Linked DNA regions of Mus musculus: all the other regions are linked to region 3. A link is a loop called in an ENCODE intact Hi-C map of the cell type or tissue named here. Cell type or tissue: gastrocnemius. All regions are shown on one strand. Region 1 overlaps Phf6 (PHD finger protein 6). Region 2 has its middle 23 kb from the start of Mir363. Region 3 overlaps Gpc3 (glypican 3). Region 4 has its middle 48 kb from the start of Mir363. Region 5 has its middle 39 kb from the start of Gpc3.

What was found. A loop is a pair of places that touch in the nucleus more often than their neighbours do. Peaks named below come from ENCODE experiments on the same cell type or tissue, not always from the same donor. Only the 100,000 strongest peaks of a DNase experiment are listed, where the experiment ranks them.
Region 1: a loop joins it to region 3, with 4 times the contacts of the local background. A loop is called at or near these places in 7 of 42 quality-filtered maps.
Region 2: it touches region 3 in a loop (11-fold over the local background); 19 of 42 quality-filtered maps call a loop at or near these places.
Region 4: it touches region 3 in a loop (4-fold over the local background); 5 of 42 quality-filtered maps call a loop at or near these places.
Region 5: it touches region 3 in a loop (8-fold over the local background); 15 of 42 quality-filtered maps call a loop at or near these places.

What each region holds. Positions count from the first base shown.
Region 1 is chrX:52,932,086-52,937,085 of GRCm38, forward strand. All of the region lies in intron 5 of Phf6 (PHD finger protein 6), which reads left to right. Among named protein-coding and RNA genes, the nearest start is that of Phf6, 22 kb to the left of the region's middle. In gastrocnemius, a CTCF peak has its summit at 2,600 (motif pointing left); no DNase peak of the experiment used is centred here.
Region 2 is chrX:52,715,802-52,720,801 of GRCm38, forward strand. No RefSeq gene overlaps it. Among named protein-coding and RNA genes, the nearest start is that of Mir363, 23 kb to the right of the region's middle. In gastrocnemius, a CTCF peak has its summit at 1,878 (motif pointing left); no DNase peak of the experiment used is centred here.
Region 3 is chrX:52,451,268-52,456,267 of GRCm38, forward strand. All of the region lies in intron 2 of Gpc3 (glypican 3), which reads right to left. Among named protein-coding and RNA genes, the nearest start is that of Mir717, 31 kb to the left of the region's middle. In gastrocnemius, no CTCF peak of the experiment used is centred here; DNase peaks (open chromatin) are centred at 2,288 and 2,458; H3K4me3 peaks cover 268 bases; H3K27ac peaks cover 910 bases.
Region 4 is chrX:52,691,546-52,696,545 of GRCm38, forward strand. No RefSeq gene overlaps it. Among named protein-coding and RNA genes, the nearest start is that of Mir363, 48 kb to the right of the region's middle. In gastrocnemius, a CTCF peak has its summit at 3,066 (motif pointing left); no DNase peak of the experiment used is centred here.
Region 5 is chrX:52,650,341-52,655,340 of GRCm38, forward strand. No RefSeq gene overlaps it. Among named protein-coding and RNA genes, the nearest start is that of Gpc3, 39 kb to the left of the region's middle. In gastrocnemius, a CTCF peak has its summit at 1,880; DNase peaks (open chromatin) are centred at 1,191 and 1,851.

The DNA of each region.
Region 1 (5,000 bases), 480 kb after region 3:
GTCCTCTACTAAGTTTTTCCTTATGATAGGTCTTATTATTCAATATCTTTATAATTGGAGATGTTATTACATCAGTCCAATGTAAATAGTCAAAAAGAGCTAAATTTTTAAAGAAAAAAATGCCCCAGAAATCTTATGAATATACTGAAAACTCATGTCATATTAGGAAGAAACTGTGGTAGAGGTGACATGTTTCTCCACAGGTGGTTATTGGATTCTTGCTCCCAATAGCTATTACAGTGTGAGCCTAGGAATCCTAGTGCACTTTGGATCAGCGTGCACTCTGGTGAAATGTCAACACCCCATCTCTGCTTTTGCTTTTCATGGTTCACTTATTCCATGGTTCAGCTCATTGCATCATGAGCTGTCATGATCCAAAAATGGAAGTTTCCAAAAAGAAACAAGTTTCAAATCAGTTTGATTATAATATATTATGCTTTATTGATGTCTTACTGTGTCCAATTTATAAGTCAGGCTTTATAATGTGTAGGCATGTGTAGGGAAAACCACATTTAGTATTATTCATGATTTTGTGTATCTACTGGGAATGTAAAAACAAATCCCCCACTGAGAAATAAGTGGAGACATACTATGTTTTTTTTCTAGAAAGCAAAAGTTTGTAAGTAACTAAATTTAAAATAGAAGCTTATCAAGTTATTTTATAGTTTGTTTCCACTTAAATTTATAAAACTAGTTTAATAATATTTATATAGTGTTAGCCAAGTTGGATCAAACGTGTTTTTTTTAATTTTTAAATTTTTATTCTATTTGAATTATGTGAGTGTTTTGCCTGCGGGTATGTCTGTGTACCATGAGCATGTCAGGTGCCCATGAGCATGTCAGGTGCCCATGAAGTTCATAGGGAACTGGAGTTACAGATGGTTGTAAGCTGTCATGTGGTTGCTGGTAATCAAACATAGGTTCTTTGAAGACCAGCTAGTGCTCTTCCACCAGCACACTGAGCCACCTCTCTAGCTCCACATCAAACCTATTCGAAGAATAGATGGTTTTGGTAAATTTAGTAGCAGTATAAAATGGGTTAGATTCAATCTCGGATTATCCTATGTTTTCATTTAAATTTGACTCAATCTTTAATTTTTTTTTTAGCTTCAAAGACTGTTCTGTTCAAAATTAAAATAGATCAGATACAGATGTTTTAGGAAATTGATCCTTTTGAGACAGGGTCTCTATTATTTAGCCTGGGCTGGCCTGGAACATACTATACAGAACAGGATGGCCTGAACTCACAGCGATTCACCTGCCTCTGCTTCCCAAAAGTGCTAGGATTAAAGGCGTGTGCCACCATACTGGGCTTTGGAAGTTTGATCTTTTTAAAGACTAAGCTAGGGGTTAGAGAGATATATAGCCATCTTGTAAAATATCTGAAATAAGTTCCTGACTCCGATACTGGGCAGCTCTTGAGGTCTGATGTCTTTGGCTTCTATGAGTACCTATACTCATATATTCCTAAAACACAGACACACAGACACACGCACAAACACACATGTGAATAATAAAATAAATCTTTAGAAAATTGATGTACCTAATTTGATTCCTGGTGTAAATATTAAAACTGGTTCCCCTTTTGATCTCTTATAATTTGCTTTCATAATAGAAAATTGTACTATTTTCACATCTGAAGTCCACATTAATACAAATACTTGTGACTGCTGGTTCAAAATATAGTCATCATACACATGTATTAAAATATCCCTGTACTGTATATACATCATACTTATTATATGTTAATTAAGATATTTAAATGAAATGATTTAGTAGATATACATGCTAACCATGATTTGGTCATAACACATTGTATACATGAATTGAGTTATTGTGCTGTATTCTACAAATATGTACAGATAATAGTTGAATATTAATTCAACTCAACATTGAATATTGAGTAGACATACATGTACAGAAATAATAATTGAATTTTAAAAAACATTTTTGTGCTGTTTTTTAGAAAGAGTATAGGGCTGGAGATTAAGCATTTGATGCTATTGTAGAGAACTAAAGTTTGGTTCCTAGCATTCACATCAGGCCCCTCCATCTGCCTGTGACTCCAACTCCAGGGATCCAGCCCCCTCTTCAGGCCTTATTGGAAATAGACTGGATAAGCAATAAGAACAAAATACTTGGAGGTGATAGAGTGTGATTGAAAAGCCCATATAACTATTTTCCTAGTTTTTCCTCACTTAATTCTAGAAGTGAATTTAACATCTTTTGTGAAAAGTTCTAAGTAGGGACTAGTAGTGTGTCTCAGTGGTAGGTGGCTTGCTTGGCATGCATGATGCTCTGGGTTCTAACTCCAACACTACATTTAAAAAGGACGAAAGAGCCACTGCAAGGAATAACTATTGTAGGCAAGCTTTTCTATATTCCATTACTTCAAGATGTTAACGATGTATTTATGCAGTGCCCTTTTATGATTAGAGTGGCCATCTATGTTAATAGCTGAGGATTAAGATTCATGATCTGATTAATACAAGTATATGAGTATACTGGAACTAGATACTTGAAATACTTAAAGATGATTAATATATACTGATTAACATAGCTGGCTTCTATTTTACTTTCTAGGCTTCTGAAGCCAATACTGCCATCTAGTGGTAGAGAAGAGCCACTGCAGTGCATACTGTATAAGGAATGATGATTAAAAATTAGGTTTTTTAAACATTTATTTAGTGTACGAGCGTGTGTGTGTGTGAGAGAGAGGGGGGGGGGCAGACAGACAGACAGACAGAAACTAACTTGTGGGAGTCAGTTTTCTCCTATCATGTGTAACTCAGGATTGAATTCATGTCTTCAGCCTTAGCAAGTGCCCTTTTCTGCCTGAATCCTCTCAAAGACGCAACCAAAATGATTTTGAGTGCCTTTTGCTTAGTGAGAGTGTTCTAATTCTACTTCATATTTTACAAGCAACTTCAAATTGGCCTGATTTTGGTTCATGGTCTACTTCTGTAGAATATTGGTCCCTTTTGTTTCCTTGGAATATAGTGTGTGTTTATACTTACATTCTGGAATTTGAGGCATAATCTTCATGTATTGCAGTTTTTGAAGATATATTTTCATAATTATGTCCTGCATGTACATCTGTGTACTGCATGCATGCCTACTGTCCATGGAGAAGATCAGAAGGCGGCTCAGGATCCCCTGTAGCTAGAGTTCTTGAGTTATGAGCTGCTGTGTGGGTGCTGGGAAGAGAGTCAGTGCTTTGAACCAATGAGACAGACAGCTCTCCAGCCCCAGTGTTGGCATTATTTATATTTAGAGAATTTGGCTTTTTAGCTCAAATTTATTTTTTATTGAGTACTTTGTCAGAAACAGCTAAGATTTGTTCTGATGGGAAATGTGTTCTACTTTATGATGGTAATTTATGATGGGGAGTTAAAGGATTTTATTTCAGGCATTCTCCAAGAACTATACTTCATTGGTCTCTAGGGCAAAGGACTTGATACCTGTGACAGTTTCTTTAGCATTTACTATCTGTAGCTCAATATTTCTGATACTAATCTGTCATGTTAGCCTTATGCAACATGAAGTGTTATGAAGCACTAAATTCAAGAATAGTTTTATAATAAAGCAATTTAATTTTCCAACCCTAAGTAAAATATTATTTCATATTAAATGCCTGAAACTCATGTCATCTGTTTTGGAAATAAAACTTGGGAGGTTAAATCTAGTATCCGAATGAGACAGAGGTATCAGAAATGACACCAAGGTTTTTGATATACTTGAGTCAGTTACTGAATGATGCTATTTAAGTAGGCAGTGTTAGACTTGGAAAAGGCTTATGAAGAGAGTTAATGAGTTAAACTTTGGAAGGTCAAGTCTGAGATATATTACGCCTTATCCATGTAGGGTATCAGCTAAGTGGATGGGTGGGTTAATATCACTCTAGTTTTCTGAATAGAGACCTTGGCTAATGATAAGAATTTGCCACTGTTGGTCAGTATATCTCAGACAGTAGAGGAAAAGTTGCCTATAGAGAAAGCTCGGAGGAGATGAAGGCCTAAGACTGAGTCTTGAAGGCTGTTAATGGTTGAAGGATGGGCCTGCAAAGGCAGAGGGGACGTGGGTAGAGAGAAGGAGGAAAGTCAGCTTAGTGTTAAAGCTGTAGGGTCGAAGAAAGGTGGAGTGTAATCCCAGAAGGAACTGAATGGTTAGTTTTGTTCTTGAGAAAGCATCCACTGGCTCAATGACTATAGAGCCATTCGTGATTTCAGAGAAGGCTTTGGGGAGAGAAGTGTGCCCACAGAGGCCAGAAGAAATCATTGGAGCCTCTGGATCCTTGCCACTAGACAAGCAAAAAGATAGCATTGAAGGCCTTGGAACTGAAGTTATGTACGGTTGTGAATTTCTATATGGATGCTGGAAATTGAATCCAAGTCCTCTGCAAGAGGTGGTCTAAACTGCTAAGCCATCTTTCTAGCCCCTGATTAGGTAGTTCTAAGTTCATAAAAATCCCCTGTGAACATGTAGAGTCTCCTTAGCACTCAACAATATAGAGTAAAGCAGTGCATTTGTTTCAGTCTGTGATACAACACGGATACATGATTATCACCTGAACTCCCTACATTTTATAAAGGTTCAATGGTTATGTGAAACATACTGTGGATTTTCACACATCTGTAATGATGCATACCCATCTTTACACACACAAACACACACACACACACACACACACACACACACACACACACACATGCACGCACAGGTGGAATTTTCTTTGATGTTCTTTCTTTGCATTACCTAGTGTGGTAGCTATGTGTGGTATTAAGTAGTGTTCTTAAAAATTATACTCTTTTTCTATTATTATTATTATTTTTTTTGAGACAGGGTTTCTCTGTAGAGCCCTGGCTGTCCTGGAACTCACTTTGTAGACCAGGCTGGCCTCAAACTCAGAAATCTGCCTGTCTCTGCCTCCTGAGTGCTGGGATTAAAGGCGTGCACCACCACCGCCCGGCTTCTATTTTTCTATTCTTAATGGGATATTT
Region 2 (5,000 bases), 260 kb after region 3:
AAGGAAGGAAGGAAAGGAGGAAAGAAAGGAGGAAAGAAAGAAAACATATTAGAGATAGTTGGATTAACCCCTTTGTATATATGTTAGCTAAACAGGCAAAAACAAAAAGCAAAACCTTCAGTTGCTGTCTCCAAATTCTGGAGTTAACAATTGTTCATTTTAAAATGGCGCATATAAGACCTGTAGAGATGGCTCAGCAGGGAAGAGCACTGGCTGTTTCTCAGGAGCAGCCAGGTTCTATGCCTAGCACCCACATGGCAGCTAACATCTATCTGTAACACCAGTTTCAAAGAGATCCCAAGCCATCTTCTGGCCTCTGTGATAGGCATCAGGCATGATACACATAAGGTAAATCACTGATTTGGAGTATTCATTATGTGCCAAATGCTGAGTTTAGCAAAGAGGAAATGAGCAAGAGCAAGACACAGTCTCAGACTTTGGGTTCCTCACAATGATAAGACATAAATCCAAACTGGAGTGCCTGTTAGTTACTTTCTTCATTATTGTGGTCTAAGCACCTCCTGAGAAGCAGCATAAGGGAGGAAAGTTTTATTCTTGCTCATGACTTCAGGGAATGTAAGTCCATTGTCTGTGGAAAAGGGATAACATCGAGATCAGCTCCCAGATGTGACTGTAGGAATGTGATACCGCTTACTCACTTTGGGATGGACCAAGTAGCAGAGACAACAGAAAGTGGGGCCAGAGTAGAAACCCTATAGCCATCTCTCACTGATCTGCTTCCTCCATCTAGCCCCCACATCCTGAAGAGCCCATGACCTCCCAAAGCTCCAGCACCAACTATGGTCCAAGTATTCAAACATATGAGGGGATGGGCACTTTATATTCAAATCAAGAAGTAGTGTTCAAGTCAGGCATGGTGGGGCATGCCTTTTACTCCTAGCACTTGGGATGCAGAAACAGGTGGATCACTGTGAGTTCCAGGCCAGCCAGGGCTACATAGTGATGCTCTGTCAAAATAATAACAATAACCACTTAGTGTGATAAGTATGATATGCTTCCCAGAGGAGGAAACACTTGAGCTGGATATCCAATGCTGAAAGAATGAGATATCAAACATGGAGTCAATGAGCAAGAAGTACCTATGAAAATGCTATGGCAGGCTTCCTAGACCACACATGCTGAGCCTGCTGCCCTGCACCTCTGGTACCTGTGTCTCTGACAGTGTGTTGCTCACTATATTAGTCATTTTCTTCAACGACACTGGGTAGCTCTGGGACCCACCCTGTCCATTTCCAGGCTAAATCTTGGCTCTAATTTTTTTTAAAAAAGATTTATTTATTATTATATCTAAGTACACTGTAGCTGTGTTCAGATGCACCAGAAGAGGGTGTCAGATCTCATTATGGATGGTTGTGAGCCACCATGTAGTTGCTGGGATTTGAACTCAGTACCTTCAGAAGAGCAGCCGGTGCTCTTAACCACTGAGCCATCTCTCCAGCCCTCTAATTTTTACTAGCCAGATTTAGCAAATAAAAACATAGGATGGTCGTTAAATGGAATTCCAGGTAAGCTGTCATGGTTTTCACATAAACATGTCCTAAGTACCATGGGACGCGACCATACTAAAATTGTGTTGTCTGTGTGGTACTCGGTTTAAGCAGGCGTCCTGGCAACCCCACCAGGAGGAGATGCTCAGTAAGTCTTTGTATGAGAGATAAGAAGGAAGTTCAAGAGGTGAGGGGGAAAGGAGAGTCACTTCACACTTCAGGAGAGAATGTGGAATGGGCTTGAGAAGGGTGGTCAACTCACCAAGCCTAGAAACCATACAAAAATCTAGCCACACATTAACCGTTTTTTGGTTAGATTACAGTGTAAATAGCCATTTCCCCCTTTTTTGTTAGAGTCTGCCCTCCTGTGGTAGGAAGAAGTATTAAGCTTTTTATCCTGCAGTTCTTGAAGGCCAAGGGCTCCCTGAAGCCAGGCATCTGGGAAGGAGGATGTGATGCTAGGAGTTTGTTTGTTTTCGTGGGAGACAAGGGCAGGAATGGAGAAAAAGATGAATTGTTTCTTCGTGTGAGGTACCAAGGGAGTAATGTTGAAATAGGTTTTGAAAATTGTTCAAGTTTTGTGCAAGCCAGCAAAATGTTTCCAAGGAATTCAGATCAGAAAATCGGATAATATACTGTACCTAAGTGCAGGCAGTAGATCAGTTAGCTGGATAAACTATTAAGTACTATTGAAATGTTAACGGCAACCATAGTGACTTTGGAGATGAAGAAAGCCTCTTCTCCTCACCTTAGCAGGCACTGGATGCCCATGCTGGTTCCACCATTTCATAGGTTCTGTTCCCCACCATGGACAGATGTGCCTACCACCTTGTTTCCAACTCTCACATGCTGCCATCTTCTGGAGCAATCCGAAGTCCTCCAATGGATCCATCCTCATAAGCCACAAACTCACAGATCTCTTGTGTCTCCATTACCAAGCCCTTGTCCCCAACCTCACGGATCATGCTCTGGGACAGCACTCAGGCTTTAACATTTCTCGGCCCACCGCCTCCAAACTCTTCCTCTCAAACCAAACCATGGACTATCTGTTCTGTTTTCTCACTTCCCAATGGGACCTAACCCTTCAACCCACATCAGAGTTCCCAAAGCATGTGACCAGCCTCCTGAGGCAATTGTCCTTCTCCCAGCCTGGACTGCCTGCATAATGTTGTGAATTATGTTTGCTCTAATATCTAAGCTCCTCAGCCTTTCTGTCCTTCAACTAGGGGTGCCTCTCAGTTCTACCTCAGACTGACCATCTGTGTACTTCCTTTTGTGGGGTCAGGGATAACCACAGTGGAGTAGATTAGTACCAGAGGAAGGTAAAATACCCCCTATCAATTTATCTTTGGGACACTTTGCTTTGGTTATTTTACCTGCCCTGAATCAGCTGACCTCTATTTTCCATTTTTCTGCTGTTGTAAACTTTCTATGCTTTGCTTTTTATGAACTAGAGAGATGTAACAATCAGACTGTCTATTACTGTGACAAAATACTTGACATAAACAATTCCCAAAAGGAAGAATTTATTTTAGCTTATGGTTTAGAGGGTTCATCTATAATTGGCTCCATAATTCTGGGTCTATGATGACACAGTACATCGTGGCAATCCAAACTTTGCAACAGGGGCTATTTGCCTCACACTGGACAGGAAGCAAGACAGGAGAGAGGAAGCATGGGTCAAGATCCATTGATTCAAGTGCAGGATGTTAGTGGCCTACTTCTTCCAACCGGATTCCACCTCCTGCTTTTCAATGCACCTCCAAAAAATCTATCATATTGCAAATTTCTCAATGCCCAATGTGTTGTCATTGAGAACCATACCACAAAATGGTATGGTCCATGCAAAATACTTGATACATTATTACCTGGCATATACATGGTAAAACAGTCACCATAGAAACCTGTGGATTGGAAATGGGGTTCTGTTGCTTCATATCATTGTGCCCATAACTATTTAATTTGTCTGAGTCTTGGTTTCTTCTTTTTGTAAAGTTAGCATAACATCAGTATCTAGCACATAGCATTGTGCTAGACACTCAATAAGTGGACATATGTAATAGAATGGGGCTTATAAAGCATCCAATATTATTGTTGCTAGTATCCTGTGAAAGGCCAAGAGTACATGAGTGGCCCACCCATCTGGGTCTCATTCCACATTTCCTTTGCAATATATTAGCCACATATATACATGCTCCTTGAGGCCAGCCAGGAAATTAGGAAGCAACATCAGGACAACAAATGTCACCTGGTTCAGTCTCTGACAGACTGCTTCAGGGGAAGCTCTTTGTGTAGGGATGAAAGCTTGTTCAGCATTCTCTAGTTATGTGATCTCTTACAGCTGGACATTGCTATGTGACACTCCCCTGAGATCCAAGTGGCCTCTCCTGGACTGGCAGCATCCGGCTCTTTCTTATCTTGAAACTGTCTTTGAGGTCTTAAACAAAGATCTTCTGTTATTATTTTAATTTTTAAAGACTTTCTTTGCTCTTGATAGTCTTCTCTGCTACAGCTGCCTTTTGTCCATCTCAAATAACCCTTCCATGCTCCCCAGAAATTTTATACCTTTTTTCCTGGTCAACTCACATTTCCACTTTCTTCCCAAATATTTTTTAAACTCTCTGCTCTTAGTACATCGTACCCGACCATTCCTCAAATTCTTCCCCACTGTATCCAAAAATGACTCTGTTTCTTACTTCACAGAAAACATAGAATCCCTCACATGAAAAATGGTTATTTAATGTAAAATCTAATAATCAACAAGCTCTGTCCTCAAGTTTTCAGAAATATCGCATTTGACATAGTAATTTCTTCCTTTTAAACTTTGGCTTCTAAGGTGCTACAGCTTCGGGCTTCTCCTCTTAGTGGTTGCTGGCCTTGATCCTCTGTTGTATTAAAACCTTGCCTCCAGGAGGGAGTGGGAAGCTCATGAGACTTAGGAAGTAAACAACTCATAAGTCTCAGCAAATTCTTAGAACTAACAAGATTCACAAAGCACCTCCCAAGGTTATGAGAGAGAGCCGTAAACAGCTGCTCAGAGAAGAGATTCTCCCACCAGCCCAGCTGCCTGGAGGAGAAGCTCAGACCTGGCAGGCTGTGCGCAGGTTGTCTAAAAGCCTCAGGACCACAGCTTCAGTGAATCTTCACCCATGCTGCTGTGGGCTTTTGGGGGATGCAGCTGGCTCTGAGTCCATCCCTGTTCCTTTAAGTAACATCTCATCTGTATTTCTGTAAGTAACCCACCCACCCCCACCCCCAACCCCAACCCCCGCAAAAAAAAATTCACAGCTTCTCCAAAGTTGGATTGACAGAATCGCTATTTTGATTGGTAGTTGATTCACAATCTGGGGCAAATAGATGTTCACATCTCCTCACCAAAAGTCTCACCTAACACCTCATTGAAGGCTCCTTGCCCCATATTTAATACTCTAGAGCCCAGAGCTCTGTCACAAACATGGGTCAAATCTATATCTTCAGTCGAGACTCTCTCTT
Region 3 (5,000 bases):
ACAAACATAAGTGATTGTCATTTTCAATCATCACAAATGGATCATTTTGCTCTTCTTCGGCTTTAGTGAACAAGAGCAGGGAGTACTTAACAGAAGAATTTCCAAAACCGGTGAAATTCTCAGTCAGCTAAAAATTTGGGGAACTCCTGTTGAATACTTTTTCTTTTTTTGTAAAGCTCCCCAAGGCTAATTTCCAAAAGAGTTCTGATCCAGGACATGCAACAAAATGAGGTCAGCGAGTGCGGAGCCCCTGTCCCGCCCCCTACCCAGGGCTCAGAAAAAGGTAACCAGAGGACTCCATGGACAAGGAGTCAGTTGGCTGAATGATAGGGAAGAAATGGAAACCAGTCCTCCCAGAGGCAAACAAACAAACAAGCGCCTCACTCCAGACTCACTGGCTAATTTACCAGCTAAGGACAGAAAGTGGGAGAAGGAAAAACAAAGAAATAGAGAGAAAGAATGAGAATAAAGTTAAAAACCATGAAGGGGAGGAAAAGTACTTTTCAGCAAAGAGGTCCTGGTGATCAGGAGGCGCCAAAGGTAAAGAAGGAACTTCTTCCCCTCCCCCAACCATATGGAGCAGGCTTTTTGTGAAAGAGGAGGAGGTGATTGTTTTCTCAGGAGAGTGATTACACTCAAAGAGGCCCTGGGAAAACTGACCTCTGGATTATACTCATCATATTTTATTGTCTCCTGTGCTGTCCTCTAAATTGGTTGAGACAGTGAAGAGTACGAGATTGTAGTATATATAAAATGTATTTATCTCTATAGTCTCAAACATGTTGATTTTTTAAAAACTCCCTAGATACAACCCACACTTATGCATGACAGTTGATTATATAATGGTGAAATTAACCCTTAAAGGTGAATGGGAGACATTCTCCCAGCTAGTCTTTGAAGTGCTACACAAAAAGGAAGCATGAAGAAAAGAGGCTATTTTCTTCTGAAGAGAAGTCGTAAGAACACTATAGATAGCCTCATGCAAAGAAAGTTGGGAAGTAAAAGCTGACCGGGCCAAAGGCATGGCAAAGTGTCGATGGAATGGGCTCTCCACAAAGGGCATGTCTGTTCTCACTGACATGTGCATGAGGGCTCCAGTTTACTAGTGTGTTGACCACCATGGTCATTTGGTGAACAAAAGAAGCCATCCCTCCATAGAGTTCTCCTGGCTTGGATCCTTTCGATGCAAACCAAGATAGCTTCTACTTAACCCCAAAAGTGAAGTCCAGGAAGACACTGGGGGCATCATCCTGCTGCAGCTAACAAGATGGACCAGCACTAAGTGATCGGATGCTGCAGCTTCTCTGGAAACCTAAGGCATAGCCATCATATGCCCCTCCCCCAACACACAATCAGCTAGGCCCAAAGAGTAGAGTATCTAATAGCACATATAAACAATAAAATCTCTCGTAGGGGTGACTGTGAACTTCTATGTACAAGATACTTTTCAGACACATAATTCTCTATTCAGATCATCAACGAGAGGGAAGTCATTTGTGTTTGTGCTGTGGTTGAGCTATCTGCCCGATACACAGAAGCATCTGAGCAGTGACTTGGGTTGTTCTACCTAGATTCATATCAGAAGTAAGAATATTCGCTTTGGAATCAGGAAATATGTATCATAATCTGATGCTCACCACAAAAGGCCTGGGAGACTTCAGGCCTTTCTGTCTCCCTAGCCTAACTTCTCAAAACCACTTGGAAATTATTTTTTCTCATCATTCCATCACTACCACACAGCATCTCTCTTGAGCTCCAATTTTCTTTTTCTTCAGAGCCCTAGCAAAAGTTTAAGATTGCCATTATTGTTACTTTCTGACTTGGTGGCTTCTTACAAGGGCCTCCTGATTGTCCCCATCCCCCACCCAGTATAATTTGGGGATTTTGTCATTCTTTTTTCACTGTCATATGCTTCATGCCAGGGCACTGTGTACTTAGCATAGACTAATTTTTAAAAATCCTGAATTAAAAGTTATATAGTAAATTACATAGTACATGCTCAATTAATATGTCTGAAATGAGCCAAGGAAGGTAGCGTGATCTTAAGATTAAAGTCATTCCCAGCATTCAAAGCCTAAAACATTGTACCATTCACATCTCAGGAGCTTTTGTGGTAAGGCTCTGGCATTCAAAGAGGCTGTTCCCAACTGATCAGAAAGCCAAGGCAAGCAGTTTTCTCCCCTGGGTTCCTAGAATGCAGAACTCCAGCCTTCGGCAGCTCCCCGAGCTGGACACCAGAGGGCAGTATACCCACACTTACTGCTTCCTTCCAGTAGAGGGCCAGAGCTAGGGGAATCCAAGTTCTGATAAAGGGCAGTACTCTGGTGTCAAATTGGCATGTCAGGACCGGCGCCTAACTGCCCCCTGATGTGAAGAGCTGCAGACTGCAGGACAAAGGGTTCAGTAAAGACTTCATTCAAAATTTGTAACATGGAAATCAAATGTGAACAACAGACCCCAAAACCATCTGTTCTTGCCAACGCCAGGGCAGACGCCATGGCCAGCTGCCAGAATGGTCCTGAATTGTTCTATACACACTAGGGGAGGGAGGGAGCTAGGTTTCTTTTCAACAAAAGACCATTATGCAAAGGACTTCCAAATGCATTTTTTCTTTTGATGTATTCTCTTTAACTAGAGTAATGTAATAAAATGATAATGATAATCTTTTGGTTTGTGATTAGCTTGAGTTAAAACATACACACCAGGAGAGTCATATACACACACACACACACACACACACCCTGCCATCAAAGTAAGCTGACATTAAAAACTGATTGCCTCTCCAAGAAATTTTTCATTATGACTTAGTAAAAATGCATTTTAATTAAACACTGCACATATTATAAGTTGGGGAGGTTTTTAAAAAGAGCATAATTAAATAAAAAATACTTAACACCTTGTTACCTATTAAAGGTACAAACACACAAAAATGTATCAAGGAAAAGTTATTACAGTTAACATATATGAGCATATGTTTAAAATTTCTATTAAGAAATTTAAGGGCTTAATGAGTGTCTGAAACTATTCAGATTTCTAGCTAAGATGATGGATAAAAATACATTTAACAATGCCCTTCTGTGGAATTAAAAGGTTTAATGCTTTTATTAAATATATACCAAACCTTATACCACGCAGACTTTTTTCAACAATTTTCTTCTAAGTTACCACATTCAGAAATACCACAACTCTGAACCCTGGGTGATATCTTTTTATGAACTCCATTTTAGCACAACCCCTCAGGCCACCACTGCCTGACTGCTCACAACACAAATAGCTTATATATTTGTGTATAAAACCAACACTGTCTAGGGCCAGTACCAGATCACTGCCTTGCACCCCTGAGAGCTTTTTGTATGGTATTCCTTCTGTAAACCTTCAGAGAGTCGCTGTAAGCTGGTGATGAATTAAAGTGTTCATTTGGAACGAGATAAGCTTAGCAGACTTGTCCTAGCAAGTTCTTGTTAATAAAGTTGAGAGTGTTTAAACCCTCAGGAGGTGAAAAGAAAGAGCTGGTCCATCTTGAGCTGTCGAAGCTGATCATTTTCAGTTGCCCCCTGATAGCCCTTTTAGCATCACTTAAATGACGCTAATGCAGGAGGTTTCTCCTCTATCTGCCCAAGAGACATTAGAATGAAAGAAAAAAAAAATAAACAGTTCTAAACTTAACAGGAAAAACAAACCTCCACAGAGCACTGGGAAAAGCTAAGCCTCCCAAGCACTTCTTTCTTTCTTTGAACAAGACATTGCAGAAAGCTGGCCCCATTTAGTGCTTTTGTTCCCAGTTGCTCTGGAGTCCCTTCACCTGGGCAGAATGGACAGCAGTAAGCAATGTTTGGTGTCTGCTCCTTTTTAAACTTGTCATTTCTACAGAGCTTTTTAGTTTTTAATCAAGAGAACAGGAAATAAGCTGAAAGCAATAAAACACACACCAGAGCAGGGTCTGTGAATTCCAGAGTCAAAACGTAAGTGCCTGAGAATGTCCCTAAGCACAGAGGAGGCCTCCTCGTGTGTGTAAGTTGCTATGTAGAAATTTGAGGACTTGACAGCTAAATATAGCTTAGGAGAAATGCACAAGTCTACGCCAGGGTCAGGCACCTTCTTAGTCTTGAAGGCACACACATGTGGACGGGTGAGCAATGCAATTTTTTTATCTTTGCCTGCTTCGGGTAGAATGGCTTCTATAGCTCTCTCCCATTCTTTACCCTCCTCCAGCTTTCACTGCTGTGAATTGGTGTTGTAAACCTACCTCCCATCATGGCCTCAGGCATCCCAGAGCCTAAATTTATCTGGATCTCAGCAGAACCTCAGTTGTAAATATTCTCCCCCTTAATCCTGTTTCCAAAAACTAGGTTGCCTACTTAGTGGCTGAATGTGCTAATGGATTTTCAAGTAGAAGAACAGACGTGAAGAAGTAGGCACAGTCCTTTCGGGTTGGTTCCAGCAGCACCCTATCAGAGCTAATCACAACATATTGCAAATAGCCATTCATCCATCCGGGTTCCCTCTAGCCTGTGGACTCCTATCTTCTTGACTTGGTATTTACCTCACAGCGCTGACACTTAAGAGGACATTTAATAAAGATGTGGTTGAATGATCCAATCCCTGTATCAATATTCAATGAAATGGTGGCTTCAGCTGAAAAGCATCTATTATGTGGATCACAGAGAGTTAAAGAAAAAAAAAAAAAAGAAAACAACTTAGTAGCTACAACACACCTGGCGAAAACAACCCAAAAACAACTGATATAATCAAAAGAAGCAAGGAAGTTAAAAGCCATTATATTCCTCAGGTACAATGTCCTTTGGAAAAACTCTTCTTTATCTGCTGGCCAGGGAGCTTGCCCTCCCCTTGTGGTAACTCACAGAAAGTGGTCATAGCCATGAAAAACTACAAAGGCACTGAGTCTGCTTATGGTTTGCTAGGATTAGATATTAAATAAATGGATAAGGGTCACACATGGTCTCAATTCCAAATTCGTGTTGCAATGCCTGGTCAAGGTG
Region 4 (5,000 bases), 240 kb after region 3:
TTTAGCTTTATGAACAACCTGTTACAGATGCCCATGTACACTACACATTTTCCTTTGGACTTAGGCTGTTCTATACAACTCTGTGTGTGTGTGTGTGTGTGTGTGTGTGTGTGTGAGTGAGTGCATACATGTGGAAGCTAGAGATCAACAATAAGAGTCATCCAAGTTATTTTTTCAGATGTGGCCTCTCATTAGCCTGGAACTCACTGAGTAGGCTAGGCTGTATACTTGGCCAGTGAGGCTAAGAGACCTACCTGTCTGTTTCCTCAGCACTGGAATTATAAACATGTTGCATCAAGCCTGACCTTTTCTTTGAAAGACTCGTTTATTTTTATTTTATGTGTATGAGTGTATACCTGCATGTGTTTGAGTGTACCTGGTACCCATGGAGGTCAGAAGAGGGCATTAGACCCACTGCAACTGGAATTAAGGATGTTTGTGAGCCATCACATACATTCTGGGACCCTAACCCCAGTTTCTCTGCAAGAGCAGTACATGTCTTTAACCACTAAACCATCCCTCCATTCATACCTCTCCCCAGATCTTTTTATGCGGGCACTGGGAGTTGAGTTCAGGTCCTTGTGCTTATGTGAGATGCATGTTATCAACTGAATTATCTCTCTAGATCTGGACCTAAAGTTTCAATATGATTGAGTATTTTCAATATCTCCAGGAATGAGATTGCTGGGTCCTACAGCAACATTCTGCTCCCCTTCTTAAAGAATTGCCAAAGAGAATATACAATTTTCTATTCTAAATAGCAATGTATGTGGGCTTAAACTTCTAGTGTTTTCTCATTATAATCATTCTTGTGACTGCGAAGCAGTGTCTCGTTGTATTTTGAATTTGTATTTCCCCAGTGACTCGTGATGTTGAACAATTCTCCCATGTGTTTAATGGTCATTGTAGCTTATCTTTAGAGAAATACCTATTCAAATCATTTGCCAGTTTTTAATTGGAATATTTGTCTTTTGTTATGGAGCTATAGAAACTCTTTATATATTCAGGATAGTGAACTGTTATTAGATTAGTGAATTGCAGATATGTTTCCCATTCTGTGTCTTCTTACTCTCTTGATAATACTGTTTGCACTGATTTTTTTTTTTTTGAGACAGAATTTTGCTATAGAACCAAAGCTGTCATTGAATTCACTATATAACTCAGACTAGCTTTGAACTTGCAGCAACCTTCCTGCTTCAGGTTTGGGCATGCTGAGATTACAGGTATGCACCATCATGCCTGAAGTGCCAATTTACTGCCTTGTAAATAGTGAAGCTCCAGTTAATGGAACCCTATGAGCTGCAATACTCCATCTGAAAGTGGGTTAACAACTTAAAGGACCAGCCCAAATGTCAAGACAGCTTGGAGTCTTTATGCTGACATCAGTTCAGCTTATTAAAAGGGTCTGTCTGGGTAGTGAGAGGTGAAAAGTAAGTTAAGGACAGAATAGTTTATTTTAGCTCACAGTTCAAGATACAGTCCACCATGGCAAGGAAGTCAAAGTCTCAGGACTTGAATCCGCTACTCACTTGTGTCCACAGCTGCTGCTGATTTCCCCTCCCCCATTAACAGAGTCCATGTTCCCAACCAGGGCTTGTTGCTGCCCACAGTGGGCAACTCTTCCAACCTTAACTAACGGAATCCAAATAATCTCCCACCGTCATGTCCAGAGGCTCATGTCCCAAATGATGGAAGGTTCTGTCAAGTTGACAATTAACTCTAAGAACCACAAGTGCTAATTATCAGTTCATCGCATCTTGAGAAACAGGAGGGCAAACCCAGGGAAACAAGGCAGAATTCTAGATGTGGAGACAAGGGGAAAAAATGTATAGGAAAGAGAAAGTCCAAGGAATTAAAGTAATTAAAGCTTTTATAATAACACTTCATAGCCTTCATTTGTTTTCTATTTGAAAAAGCATATGGCATTATTCATGGATTATAATAGCCTCATACAGAAATTTTCTCTATTGGCTTGATTTTTGAAAATGCCCTTCTGTGGACTTTCATTATAACCCCTGTGTATTTTAAGGTGAAGAATTAAGAGTCTTCGATGTAGTCTTCACATAGAAGTAGCTCAGGCTTTGTGTAAACAGAGGAAAACACTGTCAGCTTCTGAAAGATAGCCCTGTACTTCTCAGCCCTTTTTCTCGCCTTCCCTCACCACAGTGGTCTCAGGTGGGCCCATGTTGAGTTCTCCTGCTGAGCCCCTGTAGTGGCTCACTCAAACAATAAGGTACAGCAAGAACGAATAGTCTAATTACAGTGTTGGGTGTGTGTGTTCTGTTTTCTCTTTAGTGAGTCCTCATTTAAGTGTTCCCAGAGGTGAAGCGATCCAAAATACTTTTATTACCACTTCTTTGTATCGTAATTCTTTAAAGAAGAAGGCACATTTTACCAGATAGCTATTCACATGTCTCTGTAACTCCCAGCTAGCTACAGCCTAGAAATCAACTATCAAAGGAAAAGGGGGTCAGCAAGATGAATCAGGAGGTAAAGGTACATGTCACCAAAGCCTAAGGATGTAGGGACACACACATACATACATACATACATACATACATACATACATACACATACACACACAGAGAGAGAGAGAGAGAGAGAGAGAGAGAGAGAGAGAGAGAGAATGAATCCAGCATTTCTCTGCTTTCTCTCTAACAGCCAAAAATTATGCAATCGTTTTTTCTAAACTCAGAAAACTGTTACCTGGGAAACGATGATTCTATGGAGGAAGCTCCTCTTCTCCCCTCTCTGTGCTATTCCCTCAAGTAATCAACCTTTAACATGCAGTGATAATACTGAAATATGCAAGAAACTGGCCATTGTCAATAATTGCAGCTGCTTAAAGTAACTTTCTCATTTTTAAAATTGGATATTTTAAAACACATCTGAAGCACACAAAATTATTTTGAAGAGAGTTACACATCTTCCTTGCTTGAGAAGAATGACAACTCTGTAAACAATATTTAAGCATCCGCTAAAAGAAAATTCCATCGGCTGTCTGCTTTGAATTTTGTTTGTAGAAAGAAGGATGAGGTTAAGACACAACCTCTTTCTGCCTCCTACTGGTAACCCAAAGAAGTGGCATGCATTCTCATTTCAGCCCTGATGTCAGTCCTGGAACTGTATGCTATTTGTGAGAACACCTCTTTATATTTGCTTAAAAGAAAAGACAAGCATTGTTTTAGATCTAAGATTTGTTTTTATTGAGATGTAATTCACAAACCAAAACATTCACCATTTTTCAAGTTCCAAAAACTAAAGTTTCCAAAACTAAGCAACTAGTTTAACTACTTAATGCCAGAATATTTCACCCCAAAGGAAATGCCACTGTCTGCCTCTACAGATTTCCTTTCTTTTTTTAAAAAAAATTTATGTCTATGAGCACACTGTAGGTGTCTTCAGACACACCAGAAAAGAGCATTGGATCCCATTACAGATGGTTGTGAGCCACCATGTGGTTGCTGGAAATTGAACTCTGAACCTCTGGAAGAGCAGTCAGTGCTCTTAACTGATGAGCCATCTCTCCGGCCCTCTATAGATTTTCTTATGCTAGACATTACATGTAAAAGGAATCAGGCTATCTGTGGCCTTTCTGACTGGTGTTTTGGCCTGGGCATGTGCATGAACATGCGTGCTAATGTGTGTGTGTGTGTGTGTGTGTGTGTGTGTGTGTGTGTGAGAGAGAGAGAGAGAGAGAGAGAGAGAGAGAGAGAGAGTGATATACATGCATTTGTCTTCCTGTGAGCTGTACATGTGAATAGTGATGCATTTGTGTGTCCAGAGTGTACAGGCCAGAGGTGGCACTGGGTGTCTTTCTTTTTCACTCTCCACTTATTGAAGCAGTCTTTTGCTGAACCAGAAGCCCAAGGATTTTAACTAATCTAGGTAGTCAGCTAGCCCCAGGGATCCACTGTCTCTGCCTCTTGAATACAAAGATTACAGGCAGACCACCACACCTCTCCATCACTTACATGAGTGCTTAGGGTCCAAACTTGTGTCTCATACTTGCACAGCAAGCACTTCACATACTAAGCCATCTCACCAGGCCCTAATGGGCTTTTTTTATGAATCCTAAGTTAAAGTTAAAGATGCTGTACTGGAATATCCCATTGCATGTTGATAGAAGTAGGTTCTTAAGGGTCTTGCAGGGTAGAGACCCAAGGACCACTCAGCCTGACCAAAGTCTGAATTAAGAAGTTGTATTAAGCCTGGAGAGAAACACTTCTCACAGAGCAGTTTCAAATGCATTTTACAAGGAGCTTTTAAAGGCAGCGGACAGGAAAAACTATATCCTGGTTGCCAGCATCTGGGGGAAGTCAAGTCAGCAAGCAGCTTAACAGAAGCTGAAAACATGCAACTAGTTGGAACATTTCAATGCCAAGATTGGAGAACAGGGTTGGGTACTTTCCCAGGAACTTTGCACAGTGGAGATAGAAAAAGGGGGTCAGTTTCAGGTTAAATCAAAGATAGCTTCAGCTGAGACAAGATGGATTAATATTTGCCCTGTCACAGACAGATCTGCCTCATTTTCAATTTCCTGGTCTGCCACCATGGGCTTCTGTTGCCATAGATGAAGCCATTCTGTTAGGCCTTCCATGGTACAATGAGCTGAAATGCCCTAAACCAAGAGTTTAAATAAACTGTCCATCACTGAAGTGGTTTCTGCGTAGTATTTTGTCACTTTAAGACTCTAGAAATTCCTCAGCATGACCCAGAGGAAGAAATTTAAGAACTCTGTGAAGGAAATCTGCTTAGGTCGATTTATCACAGGTGATTCACCTGGTCACTTCCGTAACTACTTGCCTTGAAATGCCCAGTGACAGTCTCTAGATTGCTAAGGCTTTGAGACAAGTTGACAAGGTAAGCCCAAATAGCTTTTTCTTTCTTTTGAAAACTAACAACTTTTAGGAGAATTGCCAAACTAAGAATAACACACACACACACACACACACACACACACACACACACACACCTCAAAAAGCCTGTTTTACAGTCCT
Region 5 (5,000 bases), 200 kb after region 3:
CATGCAACTCGGGAACAGTAGGGTTGGGGTTTGAAACAAGTCCTGTGAAGACAGCATCTCTAGTGACTCAGAATATATATGCCTTACATTCTTTAATTATTCAGTTAGCTATCTTTCACTCTTAGAGAATTACGAGCTTGCAATGGGTTTGTTCCACAAGCAACTACCACAGTGACGGCCATGTTGACTCATGTATTCTTTCAAAGACAGTTTTATTGAGTGTATGTTCTGTGTTGAGCCTAGACTTGCAGCATAGCTTATAGCTAGATAAAGGAAACAAATTAGTAAAACATATTTTTTTCTTCTTCTTCTTCCTTCTTCTTCTTCTTCTTCTTCTTCTTCTTCTTCTTCTTCTTCTCTCTCTCTCTCTCTCTCTCTCTCTCTCTCTCTCTCTCTCTCTCTCCAGACTGTCCTGGAACTTGCTCTTGCTCTGTGGAACAGGCTTTCTTTGAATTCACAGAGATCCTCCTGCCTCTGCCTCCTGAGTGCTGGGATTAAAGGTGTGCATCTGCCACTGCCACCCAGGAAATGTTTTCTATAGGGGGAAAGAGGAAAAAAAAAAGAGCTCAGATCACAAGGGGCTGGTGAGATGGCCTAGTGAGTAAATGCACTTGCCAGTAAACCTGATGGCCTAGGACCTCCATGGTAGGAGGGAAACTATTACATCAAGTTGTCCTCTGACCTCCACGAGTACCCTATAGAGCATCTTCCTCCACCACCCATGCACATTTTGTGTGTGTGTGTGTGTGTGTGTGTGTGTGTGTGTGTGTGTGGTGTTGTTGTCATGCTGGGATTAAAAAATCATGCTTAGCTACATGCACAACTTTTTAAGTAGAAAAAAATTAATATTAACATAAAAAAGAAAATGACATCAAGACTAGTTCGTGAGGTTGGGGCCATGGATCGGTGGTAGGATGTGTGCTTAGCTGCATGGGGCTCTGGATTCCATTCCCCTGCAAGCACACTCCTAAAAGAGCAACAAATTCCCTTGGAGTCCCAGGAAGCAGTGCTTTGTTAGGCAAAAGAAATCAGGGAAGATTTCTTGAAGAAGGAGCCGAGACCAAAGTGATGGAAAAGATAGTGAGATTACATGATGAGAAAGAAGGCCAACCATGAGAAAAGGCAGAAGTTCGCTCCAGACAGCCGGGCTAGAAACCACAAAGGTGGGGGAGGGGTTGTCAGGAAGTGAAGGATTGTACGTGATGCCTGTCCACACACAAAGGGCCTCTCCGAATGTACCTACACTGAGGACTGAGACTGCTGCCCCCTATTGATTTATGAGAAAGAGCCAGAGTGGGAGGGAAATACGTTTTCCAGAGGGAATGCTCAGAAGCAGAGCCTTGCCGGGAGAGAAGCCTGGGTTTTCCAGGCATCTGCATTCTCTTCTCCTGGGACTCCTTTGCTTTGCAGCCGACCCTCATATTTTACCATTTCCCCCTCTCCTTTCCTCCCTCCTCTTCCTCCCTACACAGCTCAGAAACAGTTTCAGCATGCAAGCCCTCTCCATCAACTCCTCCTGGGGCCATGAGACAATCTGTGCCTGTGCCTTAGGCCTCAGATCCCCAAACTTTTGAGTCGGATGAGAGAACGGAAGAGTAAGGACAAAGACAACACCAACATCCCAGTTTAAGGTGAAAATTCACGGGCTTCTGATGCAGCCCTGAAAGGATTCGGGCAAACTTAGTTAAGATCACAGTCTGGGTGGGTAGTTGGATTTGCTAAACTACGACGAACAGGAAGGAAAGCGAGCCTTAGGAAAAAAACAAACACAAGGGAGCAAGAATTCCAGGCTGCAGCAGCAGCAGACCAGCTTTGGAGGGAAGGCCCAGCTTAAAAGGCGCGCACCTTTCCGAACACTTCTGACTCCCTACTGCCCCTCTGTGGAGAAACACTCTGTGGAAAATATTGTCTCCAGGGACCTATTGTGGAGGAACATTCTAGGCCATACTCTGCCTGCTTTTGGATTAGCTTCCACTTCTCCCCGTAGCTAAGTAGCTCAAAAAAAGAAAAAGAAGACTTTTCACAATGGCGTGGTCTTTACCTCTCCTTATTAAAATTTAAGGCCAGTAAAACAAGCGGACATGGAGCTTGGGAGTTTTTTGCAAAAAAGAGCAAAAATATAGCACAGGAAAGTAGGAGAAAGGAAATAATAAAGATAAAAGCAAAAGTAAATAAACTGGAGGATGTAAAAACAGTAGAATTAATAAATAAATTCAAGAACTGGTTGTTTGAAAGGACTAATAAAATAGATTAAACTCCAGAAAACCTATGTAAGAAAAACACACATAAAATTAGAAATGGGAAAGAAGATGTAGCAGCCAGTATAAACAGAAATTTTAATAGAAAGGAAATGCTGTTCACAATTGTATGCTAATAAATTTTTAAAATACACTGCAGTAGATGCTTTATTTTACAAGATATAAAATTCACACTGCAGAAAATCAGAATAAATTAATAAGCAATGTATAAATTGAGGAACTTGTCACCCAAGGTCTCTAAAACTAAGAATAGGTATTTCCAAACTTTCAAAGAAGAAATCAGAGAAAAATATAGGATGTCTCTGGTTCATTCCATGACACAAACATGACCATGGCTTCAAAACCTGATGAAGGCAAAATCAAATAAAAATCAACAAATAAAAACCCAAAGGACAGTATCAACTAAATGATAGTTTATATATCAAAATGTTAGCTCCTGGGCTGGACACCTCCTGCCGAGCCTAAGGACCTAAATTCAGTCTCCAGATCCCATTTGGTGGAAGGAGAGAATTGATTCCTGAAAGTTGTCCTTTGACCTCTACATGTGGTCTACAGTGCTCTAGTTCCAGAGGATCTGACACTCTCTTCTGAACTCTATAGGCAATTGTACTCATGGACACAGATGCACATACATCTGTGTGTATGTAATTTTTTAATTAGCACCAATACTAGCAAATACAATTTAACAAAGTTTTTTTTTAAAAAAAAGATTTATCTATTTATTATATGTAAGTACACTGTCACTGCCTTCAGCCACACCAGAAGAGGACATCGGATCCCATTACAGATGGTTGTGAGCCACCGTGTGGTTTGGGATTTGAACTCAGGACCTCCGGAAGAGCAGTCAGTGCTCTTAACCACTAAACCATCTCTCCAGCCCCAATTTAACAAAGTTTTAAGTCAAAGAACGAACATCACAATAAAATAAAATAAAGCAGATCCCAGAACATAACAATGCTCTGGCCTAAAGGCAATCTATTAGCATAATACTAAGTAGAGGTTCAATCAATGCTTTGGCACATCTATAACTAGGGGTGTTATTCATAGGGAAGGCATAGGAACTAGACTATTTGAAAAGGACAGGGGTCTGGATCTAATTCAGTCGACAGAACTCCTGCCTAGCATGCTGAAGCTCTGGGTTTGGTTCCAAGCACCACAATGTGCTGTCATGCCCAGTACCCAGGAGGCAGAGGTGTAAGGATCAGAAGTCCAAGTTCATCCTTGGCTACATAGAGAATTGAAGCTAGCCCAGGACAGATGAGGCCTTATCTCAAAAAAAAAAAAAAGAAAGAAAAGAAAGAAAGAAATGGAATCAGAAAAGAAGGGAACCTGAAAACTACCGGAAGATGTTCTCAGAAGCCTCCACCTCACTGTATATGTGTTTTACACAATGGGGTTGTGTTATTTTTCTAACATTATTCTCAATTTCCAGTTACAGATACAAACTACAGTGAGGGAGTAAAGCATGGCTAAAATCTCCTTGGAAACCCAGTAGTTATTCCAGATTATCAGCCAGCTCATCACAAAGGCAGGAAATTTAAAACCAAAATGGCAGCTCTTAGGATGAGCAGGACAACAAATGATTGTCACTCTGGAAGTCTGGCTGTCTGGGACTCAGCCATCTGAAGACTCAGAACTTCTTGTCTTAGGTTGTGAAGATAATATAGCATTTTGTGGAAATAGGACCTACAATGAGATGGGCCTCTGAAAAGCGAGCATTAGCCAAACCTGGCTTCATTATATACTGTATTTATTTATTTATTTATTTATTTATTTATTTATTTATTTATTTGCCTTCGTGCTCCTATTTTTTTTTAGAAAAATCTTATTGCAATAAGTTATAACAATATTGTTATAACAATATTGCAGTCTTCCCTAATCTGTTCTAGAAGGTCCTGTGGAATGGTTGGTGTATTCAGATCAAAGAAGTCCTTCCTTCACAGGCAAGAGCAAGCTCATTAAATCATCCTCCGTTATCTCCCCCTGCACTCTCTGGGCTTCTGCAAGGTTAATAGGTGCTGACAAGTAGAACCCATAGAGCATCAAAAGTATGCACTTACCTAGTAATCAGGGTTGAATTGTACAATTAGCTCAGGAACGTAGAGATAGCAATTGTCCTCAACTAGACAGTCTTAGAGGGGAAAAAACCCCAGCAAGATTAGCTTCTGGTCAAGGATGAATTCCAAGGGAATCAAAGTACATTTCAAAATACATTCTTGCACATGAAACAGGGAATAGCAGAATAATGGTAACTATAACAACAACAACAACAACAAAAATGCTGGCTCTGGGATAGTATTCAATTGCTGCTTGAAACAATGGTGTGGTATGTATAGTGCTTGTGAGTGTGAACACTACCTTGAACCTTCCAGACTTGGGTTTTGGCTCTGTCACTTATTGTCTGGGTAACTTAGTACTTTAGTTCTATGCTTTTATTTACCTGTAAAATGAGTTACCTCATGCAATTGCTATGGTGATTAAATGACTATATATGTGCAGCTGACATGCTATCAACCACTAGTCTATGTTATTAAGGCCAAGTTCCTTGACCAGCATACCATGATGTCTTTTTCTTTTCTGCATGGATCTGTTTGCTTATCCTGTTTCACAGGCAGTTTCACTGCTAGTTCCCTTCCCTCTTCCCTTCTTTGATTCTTCCCATAACCTCTTCAAACATCCCCTCCCTACAGAATGCCCTTTCACAAGCTGCTTTGAAGCATCTATACGTCAAGGCTCAATAGC